Regions from separate parts of the Homo sapiens genome. Here region 1 is linked to region 2. The links are chromatin contacts, found by Hi-C or POLR2A ChIA-PET in ENCODE. All regions are on one chromosome and are shown on one strand. Each heading gives the region's core, a stretch centred on a gene start or an enhancer-like site at or near the end of the contact. The rest is flanking DNA. Distances are from core to core; before and after follow the strand shown. Region 1 overlaps LOC124902787 (a long non-coding RNA gene). Region 2 overlaps LOC124902789 (a long non-coding RNA gene).

Region 1 (6,566 bases), core at 1,992-4,491, 120 kb before region 2:
CCTTCTTGACCCAACCTCCATGCATGTTTCTTATTATGCTGTGGATTTGTTTTGCACTGATGGGTGGGAAAAGACCGGTGAAGCAATAATCGTGTAAGTGAAAGCAATGACTCTCTGGTGTCCTCTACAAATTTCCCACAGTCTTTGCTAAGGCCTCAGGGCCCTTCAGGGTTTAGAATTACAGCTTTCAGTAAATCTCCTTAGACTCACACTCACATGTGCTGTAGTGAGACAGCACCAAATCTGTCCTGACAATTCTTCACAAAGCCAGAACCAGGCCCTCTGTCCAAACACTGATCGGTGATGAGGAGTAACTGTGACAATAGCAGCTACCATTTAGTGTGCAGGGAGTGCATGGCAGGCCCTATTCTAACCCCTTAAATGGATTCACCGATTTAACCCTCACAACAGTTTTTGGTAGTAAGTGCCATCATTATCCACCTTTGACAAATGAGGAAACTGAAGCACAGAGAGAGGTGAAAGACTTGCCAAAGCTAGTTATCAGAAGAACCAGCACTCAGGCCTGGACAGTCAGATCTTAACCTATAAGCACCACCACTTTTCAGGGACCCAAGAATGAAAAAAGGACAAGAGTTTGGAGTTATTTCACTTCAACCTTAATATCACCAATTAAGGAAATGAAACATTCATTGAATAAGAACAAGAATGTTTTCCTTTACCAATGGAGACATTTTAAAGTAAGAATTGCACTTAGTTTCTGTCCCAATAGGGTTGCCAGCCATAAGTTTATGGTGTGGTTATCATATTTCAAAAGATTTTAGTGGAAAGATCTATGGGAAAACTGTTGAGTGGAGAAATCAGCTGTGTTTTGCCTATCAAGATGACACTACTGACCCAATGCAAGTTAGGCTTCTATGCTAAGTAATTTTTCTAGTTGTGTTGACAAGTTGTCTTGAACCATCCAAGCCTCATCTTTTCTTCCCTGTTGATTAGTTGGGGATGAGAGACAGATGATCTTGGTCTTTGGAGAAGTGTTTTATTTTCTTGTATTCAAAACTAAATAACCCAAATGAGGCAGCTTTGCCCTCACTAATTTTGTGTTTGTACCCACTGAACCATCCTCTTGCTTTCATAGGAATGAAGGAAAAGAACAATTTTGTGATGGTAGCTGGAAGCCTCCCAGGTATGGAACTTGAGCAAAATGCTTCTAGGAAGCATTTGGAGAAAGATAACAGCAGGTAAAATGCCAGTTAGAGGGTCCACTTATAAAGAAGAAGTCACAATTTTGATGTTTTCACCCAGCTTTTCTGTGGTCTCTTTTTAAAAAAATAAAAATACATACTTTTGATAACTTACTTTCTCTTAAGTGATAAAGTTCATGTAACTCTTGATGAGGTAAAATATATCCTAGGATAATATTATTCTAACCTGATTCTAAATCGTATGTTTTTTAAAAAAAATGTTGTAGTGTTAGTCAACTTTGGAGATCTAATCAATATAGACAGCTCTGAGGAGTAGATCACTTCCCCTACATTTTTCTTATTTTTTTTAAGAGCAAGTGTTCTTAAACTATTAGGAAGGTGTGTGTCATGTCATTTTTCATCTGTAGCCACATTTCCTTTGAAATTAAAAGGAGATAAAAGTCCCATCTGTATACTGCTAGCAGAAAAAAATTGCCATGAACTTTCCCCAAAGACATTATGAAAAGCCTTAACAACAAGCATACGTGAGAAAACAGCACACAAAAACCTTGGAGTCAACCTAAATGTCCATTAATACATAATATGTATATAAATAAATACAATAAAATAATATATAGCTGTGAAAAATAGAGAATAGTTAAATAACATAGAAACATGGCCATACTGCACTGTTGAGTGAAATAGCAACTTGCAAAGCAACAATATGTTAGCCCAGTTTATAAAAACAAAAATACATGTGTGTATATTTGTGTGATATGTGTTGTGATACGTGTAGAGAAGGACAAACTCAAAAGATTCATACAAAGCATACCAAGACAGTTTTTTCTTGGTTGTAAGACTGTATGATTTTCAGGCTCTTTTTTGTTTTGCATTAAATTTTGACTATAAAATGTAAAATAAATCCTTGAAAATCAATATTTTAAATTTTATTTCGCAGTACTTGCACTTCACTGTAATTCTTGGTGTTGCTATAAAGCTGGTTATATTTACTACTATAATTGATTCTCAACATTCTGTCCCATATTCAATTCTATGTAATGATTCTTATTCTGACCAGGCCTTTTAATAAAGATGGTTGCCATCTGGCCAGTTGTATCATTTAAGTTTTATCTTCTGCTGCTGATCATCATTAAGCTTTAAAAACCAATACTTTCATTAATATTTATACTTTTTTAAATTTTTTCAAGGTACAATAAATCATTAATTAGCCCATCTTCACGGTATGTTTTCCCATTTCCTGGGCTATGTGATTTCAGTCTAGCTGCAGTGTCTTCAAACTGCACCTCCTAAAAGCAACAGAATGATTCAACTGAACAACTATTCAACTATTACTTGACTATCCACAGGTGCAAAACATGACACCAGGAAGAGTGGGAACGACACCAATAAACAAAAATGAGCCCCTGATGTCAAGGAGCTCAGTCTAGGGAGCAAGAAAAACACAGGCATAAGTAATCCCAATGCAATGATTTGAAAAGCAGTAGACAAGCACTCATTCCAATTCCTAAATGCATTCTGCACCTCTGCCAACTTCTTACAAAATGCCCATTTGCTTTATTCTTATTGACATATTACAGATTGGAAATGTCTCAGAAAGGGAAAGCATGATACTGTACATCTTCAATAGACATAAATGCTCAGAAAGCAGGGACCTGCTTATATTTTCCTATGATGGTGACTTATTAACTAAAATCCAACCCACCCGTTTGGGAACCAAATTAGATAAGTTATCTCTTTGTGTCATCCCAGTTCACTGGCTCACCACTCTCTGGACATATAAACACTCTGTTTTATTTCGCAGATGAGGAAATTAGAAGACGGGGGAAACTGCAGCTTGTCCTTTTCTCCTCAAAAGCCCATTTCAAAGTCCACATTCGATTGCGGGATTACGCTTAAGAGGTGGGCTTCAGATCTTCAGTTACTTATCCAGCTGCAGGATGCCCTGCACTCCAGTAGGTGTTTAGAGTTTGAGACTGGACAAGTGAAGAGTCTCAAGGCAGAGCTGACTCCACCTACCGTTACACTGTTGAGCAGATGAGAAAACCAGGCTTAATGTTTGTTACCAGTGTCTCTTCCTATTTCTTACTGTGTGACAATGATCGGTATCTGGTTGCCTTAGAGACTGTCAGACCTGGCATCTCTGCGTATCTGCAGAACACTCAGTGGTTTCTGAAAACAGGTGTGGCCTGGTTGAGTGTAGCATAGCCACAAGTTTTTTTTTTTTTTTCTTTTTTTTTTTTGTTTAGGTTGCTTTGACTCTGGTGGCTTTTACCAACTTTCCAAATGTCACTCCCTCTACCTCAGGGGCTATTTGTCAAAGTTATTGGTAAACTAGTTTCTTACCTGTTTTTTCTCTTTATTTTAAGAGATAAAATACTAGATAGAAAAAAAAAGCTTACTGAAGCAAAAACTGGTTTTAAGTGACAATTGTGTGTTCGTTGTGGCTTGCACTTTGACAATTAGTTCTGGTCCTCTTGCTGATGGTGTGGCTTTTGAGGTAAATTGCATGAAGAAAACCAGTTCTCATTTGGTAAGCTCCAGTGGGTTGCAGAGTTGAGGGAGCTGATACTATCACCCACCACCATATATTTGGCCTTACTGGTATAGAGCTAATGACCAGTAAAGGTATTGAAAGTACATGGGTCAGATTAAGTAGGAAAAATAGACCCTATTCAGCTATGAACATTTCTCCAAAAAAAAAATGTACAAAAATGGAACTATTTGTAGAAAGTCTTAAAAATCAATGAATTTAGAAAAAGTTGGAGAAGCTGGGTATATTTTGAATAGAGAAGAGATAGTTTAAGGAAGTCAAGAGAGCTGACTTCAAATATTCAAAGAATAGCATGTGAATGCACAAATAACCATAATCTTTCAGGCCAAAAAAGTGGGCTGACGGCTTAAAAGGGGAAATAATTTGATCCCAAGAAGGCAATCCATTCTAACAACAAGAGCACATCTCACAGCAGTGGAACGGGTACCTCGAGACAATGAAAATTCCCATCTCAGGAGCCAACACCAGGTGGTGATTTGTCAGGCTTGCTAGGGAAGGATTCTTATAGCAGGAGGGAGATTGGATGAGACCTCTAAGGTCTTTCCCAAGTATAAGATGCTATCTATCTAATTAATTGTCAGTCAGACTCTTAGGGATTGTCCTGGGCTCTCATCTCTGTGTCGTTGAACTATAGATTCGCTTCTTCCTAACTGTGAGATAATTGAGTGGATTCACATCTTTAAGTCAGCATTCAGCAGAAAGCAGTGATGGTGGAGAGATAAATCCCCAGACTTTCCATCTGATTAATTGCTGTCCCAGAGCCTTGGTTTGGGAAGATCCAGGAGACCATGAGGTTCATCAGAGTTGAGAGTTAATCCCACATGAAATCAACCACTTGCTTCCCCTGAGAAAAAAATAATAATAATTTCCTTTTATTTTCTGGGTGTTTGGGTTTGAGAATGGGTTTGATCTTTAGTGTTTTTTTGTTTTGTTTTATATTTGTCTATGTTTGGTTTTAGGTCTGGAGTTCCAAAATGCAACATAATAAACACTTGCATGTCCAAAGCACTTTTGTCTGTTTTGCTGGTGAGAGTTGAAAGCAGACAATCTGCAGTCAAGTTTTGGTGTCAGATCAGTCCCCTGTGTAGCATGTAGTCTTGTGCATGCTGCTTTATTTTCTGGGTCGCCATTTTCTCATTTCTGAAATGGAGTAAGCACCGTTTTATAGGTTTATAAGAATCCAATGAGAAAATACATGTCAAGGTACTTTCTATGCTTTGAAGCACCTTTCAAATTTTAGTTAGGGTTATTTAAGTTTTCTGAACTGTGTGTTGTGGTCAGTGTAAGATATAAAAAGCTCTCTTCACTCCTTGCATTAGACATTTTTTTTTTCTCAGAAGTGACATTTCTTGATCTTCCCATAGGTTCTGTAGAAAAACAAATGATTGATTAGAACCATTGTTTTGGGTCTGCACTTGTAAGTAAAACAGAACATGAGTGAACACCTGGAAAATTATGTCTTTCTCAAACTTTCAACTCTAGGTTGGTATAAAATGACCAAATAGGCAAGCAGCAGGAACTATTGAGTTTCATTAAGCAAGGCTAACAACTAAGGTAATAAGCCTGGAAATTCACAGGAAAAGGAGATTCTCTCTATCAAACCCAAAGCTTTAAATCTTAGTGTTTATTAATGATTAGGATTTGACACCCCATAATTATTTTTGCTCTAGAGGGAAAATGTTCATAGAGAGTCCCTCGAACACCAGGCAGCAAAAGGAAACTCCCCCAGCAGAAGACAGAAAGCATTTCACAGAATGGGCTTAGCAGAGCTTCTCACGTGCTTGTGGAAAATAAAATGTGTGACCACACTGTACTAATAATCTCTACAAATAAGTATGTTGTTGCTTGATTCAGGCCTTGTGTGCATAACATTGTCTATATGTTTTGTTTTCTTTAAACAGAATCATAGAAGATAAGGAGCCACAAAGGTTCACTCTGTTTTCAAAGGTGCAGTCAAAATGTTACACTTCTAAACTGTGGCAACGAGACACACCCTGAAGAAAGAGAGCGTTACACCTTCACAAGAAAACAGAGAAACCAAGATACCTTGTGATGTCTTGTACATACCAAGAAAAATATGTCCTAACCTTGAAAGCCCATTTTGGGTGTGAGTGGAACCACATCATTACAAAACCAAAAAGCTGTATCTTTCTCATCCACTATACCCCTTCTTTTCCAAATGGACACCTGAGACTTTGAGCTACTTCATACAACAGAGTTTCACACTGGGACCTCCCACGTCTACCTGCATTTCAGGCCCGAATCTTTCCTGGCATCAGATTTATCATCAAGAACCTTTCTGTGGTTCATTTCTTGGGGCACAATTCTCTCGTGATGGGGACTAATCCCGTCAAATCATCCATTTTTGTTAACATTAATTGTGATATCCATTCCAGGTATCTGCTTTGTGTATAAAAAGGAAATTTCTGAAGATACAGCTTTATGTGAAAAGGAGTGATTTTAGTTGCAGAGGTTTCATACATAATGGGAGGCTGGTGAAAAAGATTATTCCTTGCTGAAAAACTCTGGAAAAATCATGCCATACAGAAAGCTGTCCACATGGCCTATGCATGGATTCAGTGCTGTGGGGGAAGGACATACTCTTTACACTTTTACAACTTCCTGATGTGAGTGGTTCACTCACAGGAAAAGGGGCAATGCCTTTGTACTGACACTTTCACCCCAAGTTTCCAGCCTGTGGAGTGGAAGGTAAAACTAAAGGCGGGGTAATCAGGCCATCATGAACAAAAATAGAAAATAGTGTCTTGGCATGCAAATACTGTGAATTTCATTTCTCTCTCTCCCTCTCTCTCTCTCTCTCTTTCTCTGCCCCCCATCCCCCAATCTTTTGA
Region 2 (6,757 bases), core at 1,066-3,565:
TGTCAGGGGATATGTGTAGCTCAGTAGCAGAGGCTGATGCCCTTGGGCTGTGCCAGGACTGGGGGTCAACTAAAATCCTTCCGGAGACTGCAGAACCCAGTCGTGGCCTGGCTTTCCCTAAAAACTCCCCAGCGACTAAAGGTGAAACACCTTAGAAGCAAGGAGGGCCATCGGAGCCTGAACCTGAGCTGTTTCCATGTGTGCGTACAGCCTTGTGGGAACAGAGGGAGAGCTCCGTTCTCAAGAAAGGCCATCATACGTAATGAACTGTTTTGACCAAATTACATACTTAAAATATGGCCTAGAACAAAGGCAGAACACTAATGAATCAGAGTGGTGAGGGTCTTTGAGTGGTAGAATTAGAAATGCTTTTACTTTTTTCTTTTTTGCCTTTTTGATAATAAGCATACCATTTTAACAATCAAAACAGTGGAAATTTACAAATGAAACTCTAAGTATGTCAGGGAGTTCCCCTCATTCTTAGCCCGTGAGTTGCTTCTTATAACCCTATAGTTTAATTCCAGAGAAAAAAGGTTTCAAGTAGAGCCAATCTCAGTTTACTTCACTTAGGGAGATTAGACACATACGTGACCCCAGCCAAGCCACCACAAAAACGCCCCCAGCTCTTGCCCCATATCTCCTACACGTCAGCTCTGGCCACTTAAAATTTCTCTTGCCTATTGCTTAGGACAATTGGCCAAGATCTCACTGGTGATGTAAAAGTTGAGTTGAATCTTAGATGAGACACAGAGTGCTACTTACTACATATAAAGTACTTAGCATAGTTCCTGACTAAAGAGAGATTTGAAGAAATGTTATTAGCAGGATTTCAGTCTTTCTCGCCAGAACACACTTGATGTTGACTGAGATCCCTGAGCTCTGGTCCTCTGCCTGATGTGAAACATAAACAAAATTAAAAGGAAGTCAGATAATAAAAACAGACCCTTGCTAGAATGTCCCTTGTTGAAGTCACCTAGGTGCTATTGGTAGATACAAAGTGTTTTATGAGCGATGCTGGTAAGAGCTCTTTTCCAAGTTATCTCCCCAGGCACCTCTGCCTGAAATTGGTGGTGGTTACAAGCAGAGTTTTGAAGAAAGACCTGGGTCTGGACCCTCTCTCCCCTGCTTACAGTTGTGGGATTCCAAAAAAGCTACTGTCTCTGTTTCTTATCTGGCGCTGGGGCAATGACTCCTGCCTTACACAGCCATTGTGTGAATACTAATCCATGATGTCATACCGCACATGCCCAAGAGCAGGCAGGAGGCCCTCTCCCTCACTTCTTCCAGGCTCTGATGGAATGGCAGCTTAGTAACAGCCTTGCTGTAGTCACCCCGTATTCAGCAGAGGCTCTCCTCCAGCCCAACACATATGCACAAAGGCTCTCCCCAGCCTCCTGCCCTGCTTCACCATTCCCCAGTGTCTTTATCTCCACCTGAAGTTTCACATGTACTTGTCTGTCTCTCCGAAGAATTTAAGTGCCACGAGGGCACGGTGGTTTATTCACCTCTTTAATAGTAGCTGGCATGCAGTAGGCACTCTGTAGGCATTTGGAATTAATGAATAAGTAAATACCTGGATTAATTAACTAGTATTTCAAGGGAGAGTGGGATCCTTGGGAAAGAAGGATAGATTACACCACAGTTTGCTATAGAAGGATGCCTAAGATTGGTCTTTGTCAGTTAATTACTCACTGATATAACATTGGCTAGTCAGTTGCTCTTGAGCCTCAGTTTTCCATATCTAAAAAAGAGACAATGTCACTTACCATACTTACCTCAAACAGCTAGATGGAGGATAAATCTCAAACATGGGAATAAGTCTGCTTTGAACACTGTAACTCACCATGTAAAAATGAGAATTTGGATTTTTTTAAGAAACTTAGCAGTTAATTTCCTGGGTAATATCCTAATAGAGAAATGTCCCACGTGGTATGGGACAAAGGAGAATGCCTCATTTGGATCCACATCTGATTTTAAACCTTGCTGCATCAACCTGACCCACCCAACACAACTTCACTCCCTTGGTCCCAGATTGGCAGGCACACAAGCCCTGAGGACAGTATGGCTTCAGGTCTCCCATCCGCCCTGTCAAGCAAGACGCGCAGCTTGGCACAGCCAGCCCTGTAGCCAGCCCAGGCCTCGTAATGGGATACAGAGCTCGTCGCTAGGTGCAGCAGAGTTTGCATCAGGCGTTGTCACTGTCTGGTGGTTGCCTGGTGACCCTAATGGAAAATGAGTGGAGGCAGCCCCTACCACAGAAACCACTCCCTCAGCTGGCAGGCTTGTCGGAAAGCCCAGTGCCATGGGAGGGGGAGGGGCTGCCACAGAGGAGCTGTCACCCAGGCGCCCTGTGTAGGTGGTGGCAGGGACGGGGAGAGAAGGGCGCAGAGCCACAGGAGGGCTCAGCAGTGGTGTCTGCTCTCCCTTCTGCATGAATTGTTGCTCATAAAAGATGGGTGAGCCCAGCACAGTAACTAATGCTTATCCCCAGGCCCAAATTTAGGTAAAAGCACACAAAAAGTCTCATCAGTGGTCAATGCTCCACAGCTCCAAACACAGGAAGGTGCATTCTCAAGCTGTTATGAGAAGCTCACTCAAGCTGATGGTATTGACAGCCACAGCCCCCATGCAGGGAAGGCTGGACCCGACACCTGCCCACGAGAAGCAGCATACCTGGGACTGGAGGGACTTCCTGGCCTATAAGAAGAACACTAAGAGGGGAGGAGGACTCGGGCTGATTGGGAAAACAGATGGTGAGCTCCATCCGTGGGAAAATAAATGACAGCGTGCATTTAAGAGGTTGAGCCCCAGAGCCAAGCCTGCTGAAATGCCAGCTTATCAAAAGCACAGGAGCACTGTGTGCTAGACGCTCTATCATACTCTCTTCCATCCTGGTTTCTCTTAATCCCAAGATAATGTCTGTAGGCATTGGAAAGTCTTGCTTGAGAGACGAAGAAATGTAGGCTCAGAGAGGTTGAACAGTTTGTCTGAGGTCACACAGCTACTCAATCACAGGATTTAACACAGGCTTTTCTGCTTTCAAGTCTAACATTCCTTCTCCTAACATCGTGGGAGAAAGTGATTTTCCACCAGCATACCAACTGTCTTTCTCTCCTCTATTCCCTTTCCCGAATATCTGGCAAGTAACATTCCCCAATTCAATATTATCTTTTTATGATCTTGAGAAATCAAGAATTAAGTTCATTGATTTATTTGTTTGTTTATTCATTTATCCATCCAAAAACCTATTTATTGAGTAGCTACCAATTCCAGGCACCAAGCTAGGTGCTAGGGAGTCCACAGTGAACAGATGTGGTCCCAGTCCTCAAGGAAATTGGAAGATATTTATTTAGCCCTCTAAAAGATAGTTTACAGAATTGTGAAGCAGCTTAGCACAAAAGATATACCAATTACCCACCTTTGTACTGTGTCTCCCCATCACTATTCCTCCTGTGTTTAGAAAGAAACACGATCTCCATTTTATTCCATTCTCCTCTATTCAAATCACTTCCTAAGCAGCATGTCAGTGACATTTCCAATCCTGCTAGTGATTAGTGTCTGTCCAATGAAATGGTGATGAGGTTATAAAAAGTAACAAATAACTAATATTGTGTAAATACTGTGTGTGTCTATATATATATAGACACACATATATATATACATATATATACATATATATATATAGACACACACACATATATATATATATGCCGAAGGTCATTCAATGAATTTGTTACCGTCACTACATAATGGGTTGAGTGCAACGAAGAATGGCTGAGGCTGCAGCTGAGCTCAGTCTCATTCATGAGAGCCTGAGTCCTGGAGGCCCTGCCAGGAGTTGGGCCCTCCCTGTCTGCCTCCAGGCCTCAGTTTGGAGCGGTCCTCAGGTTTCTGGGTGCTTCACTTCATTTGTACTTGGCCGAAGACAGTTTCCTGTTTCTAAGAAAAGACTGCTTGGATGTCTTTTGAGGGCCTTTGGACAGCAAATCCTGCTGGCCTGGGAGGGGCCGAGGGGCAGCACCAGGGGGAAGGGAAGCCACCAGGGAGGGCTTGTTCTCATTAACCCCTTCCAGCCCGAAGGTGTCCTGGAACTCACAGAGTGAGGCGATTGCAAACGTTTGTCAGATTGGATGAAAAATGAAGACAAGTTTATGCTTGGGCCAAATATGCCTGAATTATTTGAAGAACATCTGGATTTGCTTAGCCTAAATGAAAAGATCTTACATGACAAGGACTACAGAAAGGGACCTGTGCGTCCAGCACCTTGGAGCATCCGGAGAGACCCTGCCCTTTCTCTGTCTCCCGCTACAGCTCTCTCCAACTCTGCCTTTTCCTTCCAGCTTGGAGTCCCACAAATGGCTTTTCCAGTGATATCACACGCTGTTGCCATGGAGGCAGCTGTTATGGCCAAACAAAACTGTGTGACCTTCACCCTATGGCTTGCAACCTGTGGCAGAACATGGAAGGGAGTCACTCTGTGACCACAGGCCTCAGTGGAGCTCTCTGGGTACAAATACAAATGGAACTGCTGGGACACACTGTGGTGGGAACGGAGACCCTGTGACGGAGCTGGGAAACGCTTGGGAGGGTGGAGCAGCGCAGCCTCCTGCGGCGACAAGGCCATCCAGACCCTGATGTGAACAGCAGCTGCCTCTCCTCTGCCACTGCCAGTCCAGCCCCACCCACGCTGGACTCTGCTCCCCTCTCATCCAGCTCTCTCCAAGCCTTGGTGAGCCACAATTAACAGCAATGCTGGCAGTGGCTTACACAAGCTTTTGATGGGAGAAACGCTATGCTGAAGGTTATGAAAGCAGGTTCTGGAACCCTAGCCACCTGGGTTCTAATCTGGGTTCCACGACTCAACAGCAGTGTGGCTTTACAAAAGCCACTCGGGATCCCTAAAGCCTCAGTGTCCCAATGTAAGACACGTCAGCCCTTGCAGGGTTATGATCATCCATTGAGATCATGTAGGTGGAATCCTCCTAACAGATCTTTCTGTGTTCACTCTTGCCAAAAAATGAATCTGATCATGTTGCTGCCCCATTGAAACCCTCCAACAGTTTCCCACCACCAGGAATAAGATCCTAACCATGGTCCACAAGCCACACCCGCTGGCGGCCCATAAAACTCAACTCATGGCTGGGCGGGGTGGCTCATGCCTGTAATCCCAGCACTTTGAAAGGCCAGGGCGGGCAGATCACAAGGTCAGGAGATCAAGGCCATCCTAGCTAACATGGTGAAACTCTGTCTCTACTAAAAATACAAAAAATTAGCCAGGAGTGGTGGCGCACGCCTGTAGTCTCAGCTACTCAGGAGGCTGAGGCAGGAGAATCGCTTGAACTCAGGAGGCAGAGGTTGCAGTGAACTGAGATCACGCCATTGCACTCCAGCCTGGGCGACAGAGCAAGACTCCGTCTCAAAAACAAACAAACAAACAAACAAAAACAAAAACTCAACTCATGCCCTGGTCCACTGGTGGATCTGCTCTGACCACCCACCCTGCCAGGCCCTCTCTCTGCCTTCCAGTGTGCTCTGTGCAGGAGTGTCAGCCTGCTCTTCTCTTCTCAGGGAGACCCCCACCCCCTATTGTCAAGTCTTCTGTCTCAGCACAAGTCACCTCCTCAGCAGGGAACCATGAATCTAAAGCTGCTGTGTTCCCCACCCCGGGACTCTCTAGCCCATTTTCTGTGTAGTATTCTTTTTTCCTTTCTTTCTTTTTTATTATACTTTAAGTTCTAGGGTACATGTGCACAACATGCAGGTTTCTTACATATGTATACATGTGCCATATTGGTTTGCTGCACCCATGAACTCGTCATTTACATTAGGTATTTCTCCTAATGCTATCCCTCCCCCAGCTCACCACCCCACGACAGGCCCCAGTGTGTGATGTTCCCCACCCTGTGTCCAAGCGTTCTCATTGTTGAGTTCCTACCTGTGAGTGAGAACATGCGGTGTTTGGTTTTCTGTCCTTGTGATAGTTTGCTGAGATTGATGGTTTCCAGCTTCATCCATGTCCCTGCAAAGGACATGAACTCATCATTTTTTATGGCTGCATAGTATTCTATGGTGTATATGTGCCACATTTTCTTAATTCCGTCTATCATTGATGGACATTTGGGTTGGTTCCAAGTCTTTGCTATTGTGAACAGTGCTGCAATAAACATACATGTGCATGTGTCTTTATAGTAGCATGATTTATGATCTTTGGGATCACTGGGTCAAATGGTATTTCTAGTTCTAGATCCTTGAGGAATTGCCACACTGTCTTCCACAATGGTTGAAATAATTTACACTCCCACCAACAGCATAAAAGCGTTCCTATTTCTCTACATCCTCTCAAGCGTCTGTTGTTTCCTGACTTTTTAATGATCGCCATTCTAACTGGCATGAGATGGTATCTCATTGTGGTTTTGATTTGCATTTCTCTGATGACCAGTGATGGTGAGCATTTTTTCTTGTGTCTGTTGGCTGCATAAATGTCTTCTTTTGAGAAGCATCTGTTCATATCCTTCGCCCACTTTTTGATGGGGTTGTTCGTTTTTTTCTTGTAAATTTGTTTGAGTTCATTGTAGATTCTGGATATTAGCCCTTTGTCAGATGAGTAGACTGCAAAATTTTCTCCCATTCTGTAGATTGCCTGTTCACTCTGATGGTAGTTTCTTTTGCTGTGCAGAAGTGCTTTAGTTTAATTAGATCCCATTTGTCTATTTTGGCTTTTGTCATCATTGCTTTTTGTATTAGTCATGAAGTCCTT

What was found. A loop is a pair of places that touch in the nucleus more often than their neighbours do. ChIA-PET counts read pairs that join two places held with the same protein, here RNA polymerase II (POLR2A). Pooled maps may share reads with other maps.
Region 1: a loop to region 2 is called in a map of natural killer cell, with 7 times the contacts of the local background. The contact joins two enhancer-like sites. A Hi-C loop is called at or near these places in 11 of 168 maps with a recorded cell type or tissue (CD4-positive, alpha-beta T cell, CD8-positive, alpha-beta T cell, GM12878 and 7 more), 35 of 37 single-sample maps with no recorded cell type and 23 of 50 pooled maps. POLR2A ChIA-PET finds 5 or more read pairs at or near these places in 17 of 52 experiments (CD4-positive, alpha-beta T cell, CD4-positive, alpha-beta memory T cell, GM12878 and 10 more).

What each region holds. Positions count from the first base shown.
Region 1 is chr11:128,299,395-128,305,960 of GRCh38, forward strand. It overlaps LOC124902787 (a long non-coding RNA gene), which reads right to left. Exons shown (of 2, transcript XR_007062946.1): 2 at 2,933-5,081. Among named protein-coding and RNA genes, the nearest start is that of LINC02098, 94 kb to the left of the region's middle. RefSeq lists a silencer at 3,245-3,334. Within about 2 kb of position 3,242, at least 6 of the 41 ENCODE cell types and tissues checked have a DNase peak (open chromatin) inside an H3K27ac peak, as active enhancers do; they include CD8-positive, alpha-beta T cell, where a contact is called at or near this core.
Region 2 is chr11:128,420,543-128,427,299 of GRCh38, forward strand. All of the region lies in intron 1 of LOC124902789 (a long non-coding RNA gene), which reads left to right. Among named protein-coding and RNA genes, the nearest start is that of MIR6090, 98 kb to the right of the region's middle. RefSeq lists enhancers at 1,785-2,285, 4,292-4,586. Within about 2 kb of position 2,316, at least 4 of the 41 ENCODE cell types and tissues checked have a DNase peak (open chromatin) inside an H3K27ac peak, as active enhancers do; they include CD8-positive, alpha-beta T cell, where a contact is called at or near this core.